Regions from separate parts of the Homo sapiens genome. Here region 2 is linked to region 1. A link is a loop called in an ENCODE intact Hi-C map of the cell type or tissue named here. Cell type or tissue: MCF 10A. All regions are shown on one strand. Each heading gives the region's core, and the rest is flanking DNA. Links, peaks and the distances in the headings are about the cores only.

What was found. Peaks named below come from ENCODE experiments on the same cell type or tissue, not always from the same donor. Only the 100,000 strongest peaks of a DNase experiment are listed, where the experiment ranks them.
Region 2: a loop joins it to region 1, with 10 times the contacts of the local background. A loop is called at or near these places in 9 of 110 quality-filtered maps.

The regions. Positions count from the first base shown.
Region 1 is chr6:117,553,146-117,558,531 of GRCh38, reverse strand. It overlaps a transcript of DCBLD1 not described here. Among named protein-coding and RNA genes, the nearest start is that of GOPC, 47 kb to the left of the region's middle. RefSeq lists an enhancer at 205-254. In MCF 10A, for the core only: a CTCF peak has its summit at 2,439 (motif pointing right); a DNase peak (open chromatin) is centred at 2,431.
Region 2 is chr6:117,402,231-117,407,616 of GRCh38, reverse strand. ROS1 (ROS proto-oncogene 1, receptor tyrosine kinase) reads left to right here. Exons shown (of 44, transcript NM_001378902.1): 6 at 3,189-3,337; 7 at 4,340-4,478. Among named protein-coding and RNA genes, the nearest start is that of ROS1, 21 kb to the left of the region's middle. In MCF 10A, for the core only: a CTCF peak has its summit at 2,870; no DNase peak of the experiment used is centred there.

The DNA.
Region 1 (5,386 bases), core at 245-5,244:
AGTCCTAGCAAACCACTCAACTTGGGGAGAGTTTTGGAGACTTGGGACTGAAATTGGAAAACATTTTATTTAAATTGGAAAAAATTATTAAATTGGAAAAAATCCAGCTTATGGAGAGGGGAACTCTCCAGGAGGGTCAGTGATGCAGACATTTGAAAAATGTGGGAGAACAACATCTACAAGAATAGCAGAGTTGGCCGGTTACAGCAGGATTGTATTAATGACCTACAGAAATGGATGGAGGGGGGCAGCTCCCAAGGAGGCCTTACCTCCTACAATGGAGGGATTGAAACAGCTGAGCTTCAGGCTGAACACCTAAGTGTTAAGAGTTGCTGAGTTTCAGACACTTGAATGTTCAGCGAAACCTCTTCTATTTTGTGAAAGTCAAGGCCCTGGTGAGGAAAACCTAGAACCATGGGGAGATCTGGATGGCTGCACCTGAGAGACTTTGCAATCTCTACTGGACTGTTGGTCTTAAGAAGAAGCCCACGCTTCTCTAATAAGACCTTGTACCTTGTCTATGCTCCAAGATGTTACAGAGGCTGCTACTAACCACATCCCTAAGGCAATACCTGCCCCTACCTAGTCTGCTGCCAGGCCTGTAACTAGGGCTAAATCCTAGTAAAGCCAGGATGGGAGATGTGCTGGGCCTGATAAAGGAGAAAAGAAACTACACAAAAAGTGTAAGAATTAGCTAGCACATTCTGGCAAAAACCAAAGGAGTACTCCTAGAACTGAATTTTATATTTTTTATTTTTATTTTTTTTGAGACGGAGTTTCACTCTTGTTGCCCAGGCTGGAGTGCAATGGTGCAATCTTGGCTCACTGCAACTTCCATCTCCTGGGTTTAAGTGATTCCTCTGCCTCAGCCTCACAAGTAGCTGGGATTACAGGTGCGTGCCACCACGCCTGGCTAATTTTTGTATTTTTAGTAGAGACGGGGTTTCACCATGTTGGCCAGGCTGGTCTTGAACTTTCTGACCTCAGGTGATCCATCCGCCTCCCAAAGTGCTGGGATTAGACTGGCCACCGTGCCCAGTCTGGAATTGACTTTTGAGAGTGCTTGATCAGGGTGTAAACTTATTAAAAGAAAGAACTGAAATTAGAAAACATTTTATTTAAATTGGAAAAAATCCAGCAATATGTTGTTTAAAAGGAACATACCTAAAACATAAGGACATAAAAAATTTGAAAGTGAAAGGAGAAAGAATATACACTGGGCATATTTTCTCCAAAAGAACATGGATACAGTTATATTTTTTAAAAACAGACTTTAAGAAAAAAACCATTAGGGATAAAGGTTACTTAAATTCTTAAAGAACCAATTTACTACAATGTTAAATCTATCATCATAGTGGGAGATTGCAACAAAACTTTCAGGCAAATTAGGAAAGAAGGAAGATTTGAACAACAAGCTTGATTTAAAGTTTTAAGAGGGCATTTGGTTGTAAAAGAAATACCTCTGGCGTCTAAGTAAGAAGATAAAAAGTGAGCAAAAAACAGAGATTTTTCAAAAGAAAACATACAAGTGGATGATAAACATGAAAAAAAAAGTTCAACATCACTAATCAGAGAAATGCAAATTAAAACCACAATGAGATATCATCTTACACCAATCAGAATGGCCATTATTAAAAAGTCAAGAAACAGATGTTGGGGAGGCTACAGAGTAAAGGGAGCACTTACACCGTTGGTGGGAATGTAAATTAGTACAACCTTTACGGAAAACAGTATAGAGATTTCTCAAAGAACTAAAAATAGAACTACCATTTGATCCAGCAACCCCACTACTGGGCATATACCCAAAGAAAGAAAGAAATTATATTGAAAAGATACTGGCACTCGTATGTTTATCACAGCACTATTCACAATAGCAAAGATATGTATGGAATCAACCTAAGTGTCCATCAATGGATGACTGGATAAAGAAAATGTGGTAAATATATACCATTGAATACTATTCAGCCATGAAAAAAGGAATGAAATCATGTCTTGCAGCAACATGGATGGAACTGAAGACCATTATCTTAAGTGAACTAACTCAGAAACAAAGTTTACTACCACATGTTCTCACTTATAAGTGGGAGCTAAATAAAGGGTACACATGGACATATATAGAGTGGAATAATAGACGTTGGAGACTACAGAAGATAGGAAGGTGGGAGGTGGGTGAGGGTTGAAAAATTACCTATTGGGTATAATGTTCAGTATTCAGGTGATGGTTACACTAAAAGCCCAAACTCCACCACTACGCAATATATGCATGTACAAAACCTGCACTTCTACCCCCTAAACCTATAAAGATAAAAATATATTTTAAAAAAGGAAGATAGGTAATGGACTATAACAAGGAAAATTAGATAAAATATAGGCCGACACTAAAACTTGGAGTCTATGCGTTGGAAAGGTAGAATTTGCAATTTGGTAAATTGCCAGCAGGGGGCAGCAGATTCCAGATGCATTATTAATTTTACTTTTATTAGCGGTGTAAGGCTTTTTGAAACTCATCAAATAAAATACTCCTGTGAAGATCAATAAATTGAAGGCTGATTTTTCCAGGGTCACACAGCTAGTTAAGTGTCTGAGCCAAGACTCAAATCCCTCTCTTAATTCTACTTTAATAGGCCACAAAGAAGGAAAGGGGAAATATAGATAAAATTGTCAGCTTTCAGTCCTCCTATTCCAACAATTATTTTTATTTTTTCCATGCTTGCCAACTGCAGTAGAATTTTTCTAAAGTTTTCTTAAAAGGTGCACGGTTTGATGGACCCTTGGCTTGATACAGTTTTGATTTCTAAAAATGATGATTGTGCTGGGTTTGAATTTCACAAGAAACTGTTTGGCTGTAGTGGAGTGACTATAGAATGAGAGAACTCCTAGAGTTACATAGTAGAATTCTAGATCGTCAAGACTATAGCATTCCCCTGCCCCCACCAAATACGGAATAAGTTATTTCTTGCTTGTGTGCATACTGTCCCCATATTCTTTAGGAAGCAATACTGCAACAAGGATATTTGTGTCCTTTTGTGACATTTGAGGATGTGTCATGCTCACTAGGTGCCCTCTACTGTCATGTTCACCATGGTTGAGGGCATTTTTAACCTCTGCCTAAGGCAGTAACAAATGGGTTGTTGGCTTCTGAAACAGGAGAACTACAAAAAAAAACCCTGATTTTTCAGAGGAAAAAGGCAAACTGCTGACTAAACTAGTCATGAAAAAAGGGAGTAAATGCAAATATACAAAACAAGAAATAAGAGAGAAATACCCATAAAAGAGAAAACTAAAAGGATAATAATGGACTACTTTGTTCAATTCTATAGGAATAAATTTGAAAACTTTTCTAGGAAAATGTAATTTACCAAAACTGTTCCCAAGGAAGTTTTAAAATCTAAACAAACCAATTTCCATAGGAAAAATTGAAGGAATTGTCAAAGTGCTCTCCCCACAAATTACCAAAATACATGATTTCACAGGGCAATGCTACTAAACGTTCAAACAACAGCTAATTCTAATGCCTAGCAAGAGAACCAAAAAAGGGAAGAAAAATTCTAAATTGTTTCTGTCAAGCTAATAATATCTGATCAAGATTGCCACAAAGAAAGAAAAGCCCTGATTCACAAAAGATTTTTTTTTTTTTTTTGCAACTGAGTCTCGCTCTGTTGCCAGGCTGGAGTGCAGTGACTCGATCTCGGCTCACTGCAACCTCCGCCTCCCAGGTTCAAGCGATTCTCCTGCCTCAGCCTGCCGAGTAGCTGGGACTACAGGCACAAGCCACCACTCCCGGCCAATTTTTATATTTTTAGTAGAGACAGGGTTTCACCATGTTGGCCAGGACAGTCTCGATCTCTTGACCTCATGATCCGCCCGCCTCAGCCTCCCAAAGTGCTGGGATTACAGGCATGAGCCACTGCACCTGGCCCACAAATGAATATTAATGTAAAAATCCTAAGTAAAATCCTATCCATGCAAATTTAATACAGTAATGGATTCATATCTATAACCAGATGTTTAACATTGGGACATCTAATTATGTAATTAATCATCTGACTGGCTCTAGGGAGGAGTCCTATGGAGGAAAATCATATTTTCCATAGATGCTGAAAAGACTTTGCTCAAAATTAAGCACATTCCTTGTGAGGGGGAAAAAAAGGAATAAATAGATGCTTTCTTAACATAATAAAGTTTACCTCAACATAATAAATCTATCTCTGCCTAAAAGCCAGCATCATGCTAAGGTGGGAGCTACTAGAAGTATTTAATATGGTACTGGAAGTATTGCCAATAGAATTAAATGTACACATAAATATTGGAAAGGAGATAGCACTAGCACTATTTGCAAACGTGATCAAATTCCAGAAAAACCTAAGAGAATCAACTAAAAGCTACTAGGAATAATAAGGACATTTAGTAAAGGAGCAGCATACAAATTAGTCACAGAAATCGAACAGGAAGGCTGCATATAATAGCTAACACCACGTGGCACTTATCATGGGTCAGACACTGTTGTAAGGGTTTTATGTACATTAATCCTTGTAATCTTCACCACAACCCTATAAGGTATATACCATTATTATCTCCATTTAGAAATAAGGAAATGGAGTCATAGAAAGTAAGTCCTTCTTGGTCACAACTAAGGCAGAATTTGAGCCCAGGGAGTCTAAGCCCCAGAATCCATGCTTTTTACCACTAGGCCATACTAGTTCTTGATACATAAAAGAGGAGGTGGGGACAATTTACAATGGCAGCAACAACAAAAAAAACACCTAAGTACAAATTAAACAAAAAATGTGCAGTACTTATGTGAGCACCCTTTAAAATCCCCTGAAAGGATGCAAAAGGGGCTTGAACAAATGGAAAGGGATACTACGTTTTGTGTACCTATATAACTGACTAAAAACTACATTAGAAAAAGAATGAATGGAAATAAGGCAGACAAAAATTCCAAGAAGAGATCACTGTTCGAAGAAAGACAATAGGTAATTAGAAGGGCTTAGTATATTAAGGGAGAATTCTTTATACTTGGGAGAGATTTGAGGAAGTTTAAAGGCTGAGGGGGAGACCTCCAATGAAAGGAAGAAGAAGATAAAGGAAAAAGGGATAATAGGAGCAAAGAGATAAGGGGAAGGCAGTGGGATTTAAGATCACAGATGAAGGTTTCTAACACTTTTTCCATTGACACAGGAAGGAAGGAGGAAAGGAATGAAGTGGATACAGGTTTTGTGAGAAGAGGAATCAGCAGGAAGTTAGTTCTGATTTTAACGACTTTTATTTTTAGGTGAAGGAAGTGGCAAGATCAGAGTAAGGGAGAGTGTGAAAAGTGGCACTGCTTTGGAATAATTGCTAAGGGGTACGGAAAAAGGGATCAAAGATAAATAAAAGCGTTGAG
Region 2 (5,386 bases), core at 323-5,322, 150 kb after region 1:
AGTATAGGCATATTGTATTGAATGCACCTTTCATTATTCAGCTAAAAGTTATCCTATAGAGTGCGTACTGTGTGTATGACTCCCCAAAAGGCTCTAGAAATTTGTAAAAGGTACAGAAGGTATGCTTCTCAGTGTTAGATTTTGAGCAAGTAGGGGGCTTGGGTGTTTATCAGCTCCCTCTGCCTGATTTCAGCATAGGTTGGGCATGTCAAAGTAGCTTTGCCTTAGTGTGTTAACTCTCTAGTAGTTTCTAACAGGCCAGCGCTTTGATAAGTCATGGCTTGGATGTCAGCAGATATCATTTCCAGAATTCCCTAGGGCATCCTCCCACCGAGCTGTAGACAGTTCCCTTAAGTCTGAAGGATGCTTGGCTCTTCCATATGTTGTAGTTCTTGACTCAGTGGCTTGTTCCTTGCTCTCAGTGGCTGATGGAAATTGGAAGGGGAAACTTATCTTGCTGTTCTGATTTGCTTCTGCCCTTTAGTGTCCCACAAAAGACACCCTAGACGTTTCTGTGGAGAGGTAGTGATATTACATTTTTTTTTTTCTGTGTCACGGGAATTAGCTGTGGATAAAATGTATATTTTATGGGGGTCCAAGCTGTGCACTGATGTGCTCCAGGCCATTACAGCAATCTCATGAGGAGCCATGGAGTATTTTAGACACTCAAGGTAAACACAGAGATATGTGAAATCTGTTGGATGGTGATACCCAATCTGATCATAAGATTGGAGGAGTTGTGCAGTGCCCAACAGGTACACAGGCCCCATTAGCATGCAATTATTTTTATTTAAAGATGAAATAAATATACAGTTTTATCTTTCAATTTCGTATTTGTTTCAAATATCTACCAAATTATTAGATACCAAATTGACTATTAACACATACTTATTAAGTGATACTACTTAAAAAGTCGAACTGTTAGAGAATTCTTTTGGTTCAGGGAACCATAAAAAAATTTCTGAGAAACTAAGGACACCAGAACTGAGGAAGTGTGGAATCTTTTATTTACATTCCTTTATTATATTCTAAAATTATATTACCAACTTAATTATACAATTCTGTTAGAATACAAGTGTAATCAATGCTTTATTTTTATTTTCTCATTGGCTATGGATCAATGTCTATGTACCACTAACAAATGAGATGTACCAAGTCTAAATAAAGACATTTGTACTTAAAGACCATATCTATAGTCTGTTATAATGAATCCTTTCATCCATGATCCTAAGACCTTATTTGTCTTTAACACATCTGATTTCTAGGTCATTTATCGGTGAGTATGCTATGTTCACTTTAGATACCTCCCATATCTCTTTTCACATGATGGAAAATGGTAATAGCTAATAACATATTAAATAAATAGCTAATAACATAATAAATAAATAAATAAACATATATATTTGCATATACAAAATATGTATGCATGTATATGTGTGTGTGTATATATATATATGAGAGAGAGAGAGAGAGAGACAGAGTCTCATTCTGTCACCCAGGCTGGAGTACAGGGGCACAATCACAGCTCACTGTAACCTCAAACGCCTGAGTTCAAGCAGTCCTCCTGCCTCAGCCTCCTGAGTAGCTAGGCATGAGCCACCATGCCTGGCCAAAAATAGCTATTTTTTATTAGGCATTTATGAGTTGACCACTTTTCTCATTAATTAATATGTATTAGCTCCTTTTGTCCTCAGAGTTATACATACTATTATTAACCTCATTTTACAGGTGAGAAAATTGAGGCACAAAGTTTACATACTTGCTTGAGGCCACATAGCTGGTAAGGGATATCTCTGAAAGTATAACCCAGCTGCCTGGTAACAGAGCCTTTTCTTACCCACTGTGCCATGTACTGAAAATAGGATGGAGCTCAGTCTAGCTTCCCTTTTTCATTTGGCTCTCTCTTTGCCTTGATATTTTAGCATAAACCTACTTTACCTTTTTTTTTTCATATGTATCACCATGGCTTTGAAATATGTCTATGTTTAGCTATGATATTTACATTTACTTGTACTTATATAACTGATCACATCTGCCCAGTTCTCAACTTTTGTCATTTCTGATGCCTCCTGGTTATTTTTCCTCACTCTGCTGACAACTCCATCATTGGACTCCCCTTCAAGGTGTCCACAGCATACCTAATTCCTGCTATTGAGAGTCTCACAACAAGAAAGGGAAGGAAAATGGAGCTGTGCTTTGCTTATTCAGTTATAATAGTCAAAAATGGACTATAAAAAGAAGAATAAGCAGAGAAGGGTTGTGCTAGGCCTCTTTGTGGGCTAGGTCCTCGGATGACAATGGCCTTGATTTTTCTGGATTACAGAGTATAGACTTTATTTGGTCCGTGTCTGGTGTTGGTAATGATGAGAATTGCGTCAATTTTCTCTTAACCAGAGTAAGGTCCCAGGAGTTTGTAATTAACCATTTTAAGCTCCCTACCAAATTTACCATGCTTTCTCAACCAGAGTGCTGATTTTGTTTCTATAAAAGAAAGCAGAAGCATTAAATTCATCACAATTTTGGAAAAATATAAAAAGTAGAGTAAAATCATTTCATCCCAGTGACATACCATTCAGAAATCTAGCCCTTAGTACCATGCCTGGCAAGCAGCACCTGAGAAATTGCTGCCAATTGTAATACGTCTAATGTTTAGATGTCCTGAAATATTTTATAATGTGAAACAGCCAATCATAGTGTCCTTTGGAGTAAAGGCAATTGCTCTGTACATATAAAAAATAATTTCTTGTTAAGATGCACAGCAATAGTAGAATTAGAGTATAAAATTTCAGAAATATATTGGGGTACACATCCCAGGATAATGGATGGTTCTGTTGTGCCACAGACATGCTCTGAGCATTGGCTCCCCCCGCCTGTAAGAGAGTGGTATTGAAAGAGAAAACTGGACAGCTCAGAACCCTCTGTGTCATCTGCCTGTAAAAGCAAAACCTGAACAAAAAAATACTGTGTTCAAAGATAACAATAAATTCTGTGGAAAAAAGACTGACAGACTGACTGATTGATTTTTTAAAATAAACTGAATATGCATACCATTGATTATTCAAGTGAGTTATTGTGGCAAGATGCAGTTTTAGCAAGAGAATACGGAGAGCCCTAGATGAGAGAGGCACACACTCTCTTGCGCTGATGGACAGGAGTGCGTGGTGAGTGAAATCTTGTTTTTTCCCCAGAAAATGCAGACCTACCAACTGCTCCCTTTGCTTCTTCCATTGGAAGCCACAATATGACATTACGATGGAAATCTGCAAACTTCTCTGGAGTAAAATACATCATTCAGTGGAAATATGCACAACTTCTGGGAAGCTGGACTTATACTAAGGTATGAAAGGCTGCCTTTGTACCTCAACCCAGACCCCTTCCCAATTTTTTTTTTTTTTTGAGACGGAGTCTCGCTCTGTCGCCCAGGCTGGAGTGCAGTGGCGCGATCTCAGCTTACTGCAAGCTCCGCCTCTTGGGTTCACACCATTCTCCTGCCTCAGCCGCCCACAGGCGCCCGCCATCGCGCCCGGCTAATTTTTTGTATTTTCAGTAGAGACACGGTTTCACCGTGTTAGCCAGGATGGTCTCATCTCCTGACCTCGTGATCCGCCCGCCTCGGCCTCCCAAAGTGCTGGGATTACAGGCATGAGCCACCTCGCCCTGCCCCCAATTTTTAAAAGTGCCAAATTATTACTTATAAGCGTAAAGGCCTTCTAGAAAAGATTCAGCTGTAAGATGGGTAGTTGGGTTCAGATGAACTTTAATCTCAGCTGCTCTGTAACATGCTAATGCTAAGCCTTAACATTAAGGCTTATTTTATAGGGAAAATATTTATTTTATAAGGAAAATATAATGTTGGACATATATACTATTCCTTCAGTACAGCATCACGTAACCATTCACCTCATTAGTCATTATCTGCCCATCACAGCTAAGATGAGTCTAGCTAGGATGGAGGGCAGAAGAAAGATTCTCATGGGGGTTGTAGCAATTCAGAAGTACGGTCTATGGTGGTCATCCAGGACTGTGTCTTTTAGGGAAGCATGAGAAAGTTTAGAAAAAAAAAAAATAGTCCCAAGATACTATGTGTACTAACATAGAAAAATTCAAGTCCTTGAGGTAAATGCCAAATAATTGAATCCATAATTTTGCTATTTTGAAGGGGAGAATTTCTGAGTGAATTCTGCACGCTGATATCTGAATGGCTTAGCTCTAAGCTCCAGGCCTCTTATTTCATCTTCTCTGTTGAGCCATCCATCTTCTACAAATTAATCTATGCTTTTTAGTCCCAATGTGGGGTGCTGATTCTATAATGCTGATGATTGATCACTCCTTGATCTAGACTGTGTCCAGACCGTCCTATGTGGTCAAGCCCCTGCACCCCTTCACTGAGTACATTTTCCGAGTGGTTTGGATCTTCACAGCGCAGCTGCAGCTCTACTCCCCTCCAAGTCCCAGTTACAGGACTCATCCTCATGGAGGTATGGTGTGCACACATTTCTTATGAAAGGACATTATTCCAAAGCTTTGATTTAGTTTGTTTTTATTTTAAACAATGAAATAAATCTATTCCTTCCTATTAATCGATCCATTCAACAACTGGGTACATAACTATGTGCCAGGTAGTATTCTAGGTACTCACAATACCTTTATGATCAAAAGAGACAATGACCCCTGCTCCTGTGGAGCTCACTTTCTTTTTTCTTTTCTTTTCTTTTTTTTTTTTTTTTTGGAGACAGAGTCTTGCTCTGTTGCCCAGGCTGGAATGCAGTGGTGTGATCTTGGCTCACTGCAACCTCCACCTCCTGGGTTCAAGTGATTCCCCTGCCTCAGCCTTCCAAGCAGCTGGGACTCAGGCATGCACTACCATGCCTGGCTAATTTTTTGTATTTTTAGTGGAGATGGGGTTTCACCATGCTGGCCAGGCTGGTCTTGTATTCCTGACCTCAAGTGATCTGCCCGCCTTGGCCTCCCAAAGTGCTGGGATTATAGGCGTGAGCCACCTCGCCCAGCTGGAGCTCACATGTTGTTGGAACAGAAATATTCTGCAATAAACATAAGAAATAAATAAAGTATATTGTAAGTGGGATGGTGCTGTGTGCTATAGTAAGAGGAATATTTTGAGCAGGGTTTGTCATTTAGAGGATTGGAAATGAAGAGTGAAGAGGGAAGGAGAGGCCAGTGGCAGTATGAAATAAGGTGGCCAGAATGAGCCTTGGTGAGCTGGTGGGGTAAAGTTTGAGCAAAGACTTAAAGGAGGCAAGGAAGTCAACCAGGCAGCTATCTCACATAGAGAGTTTCAGGCAGAGGGATGGTCCGTGTGGAAGACCTAAGGCAAGAACATCTGTGGCCTGATCAAGGAGCAACTAGAAGGCCCACGTGGCTGAAC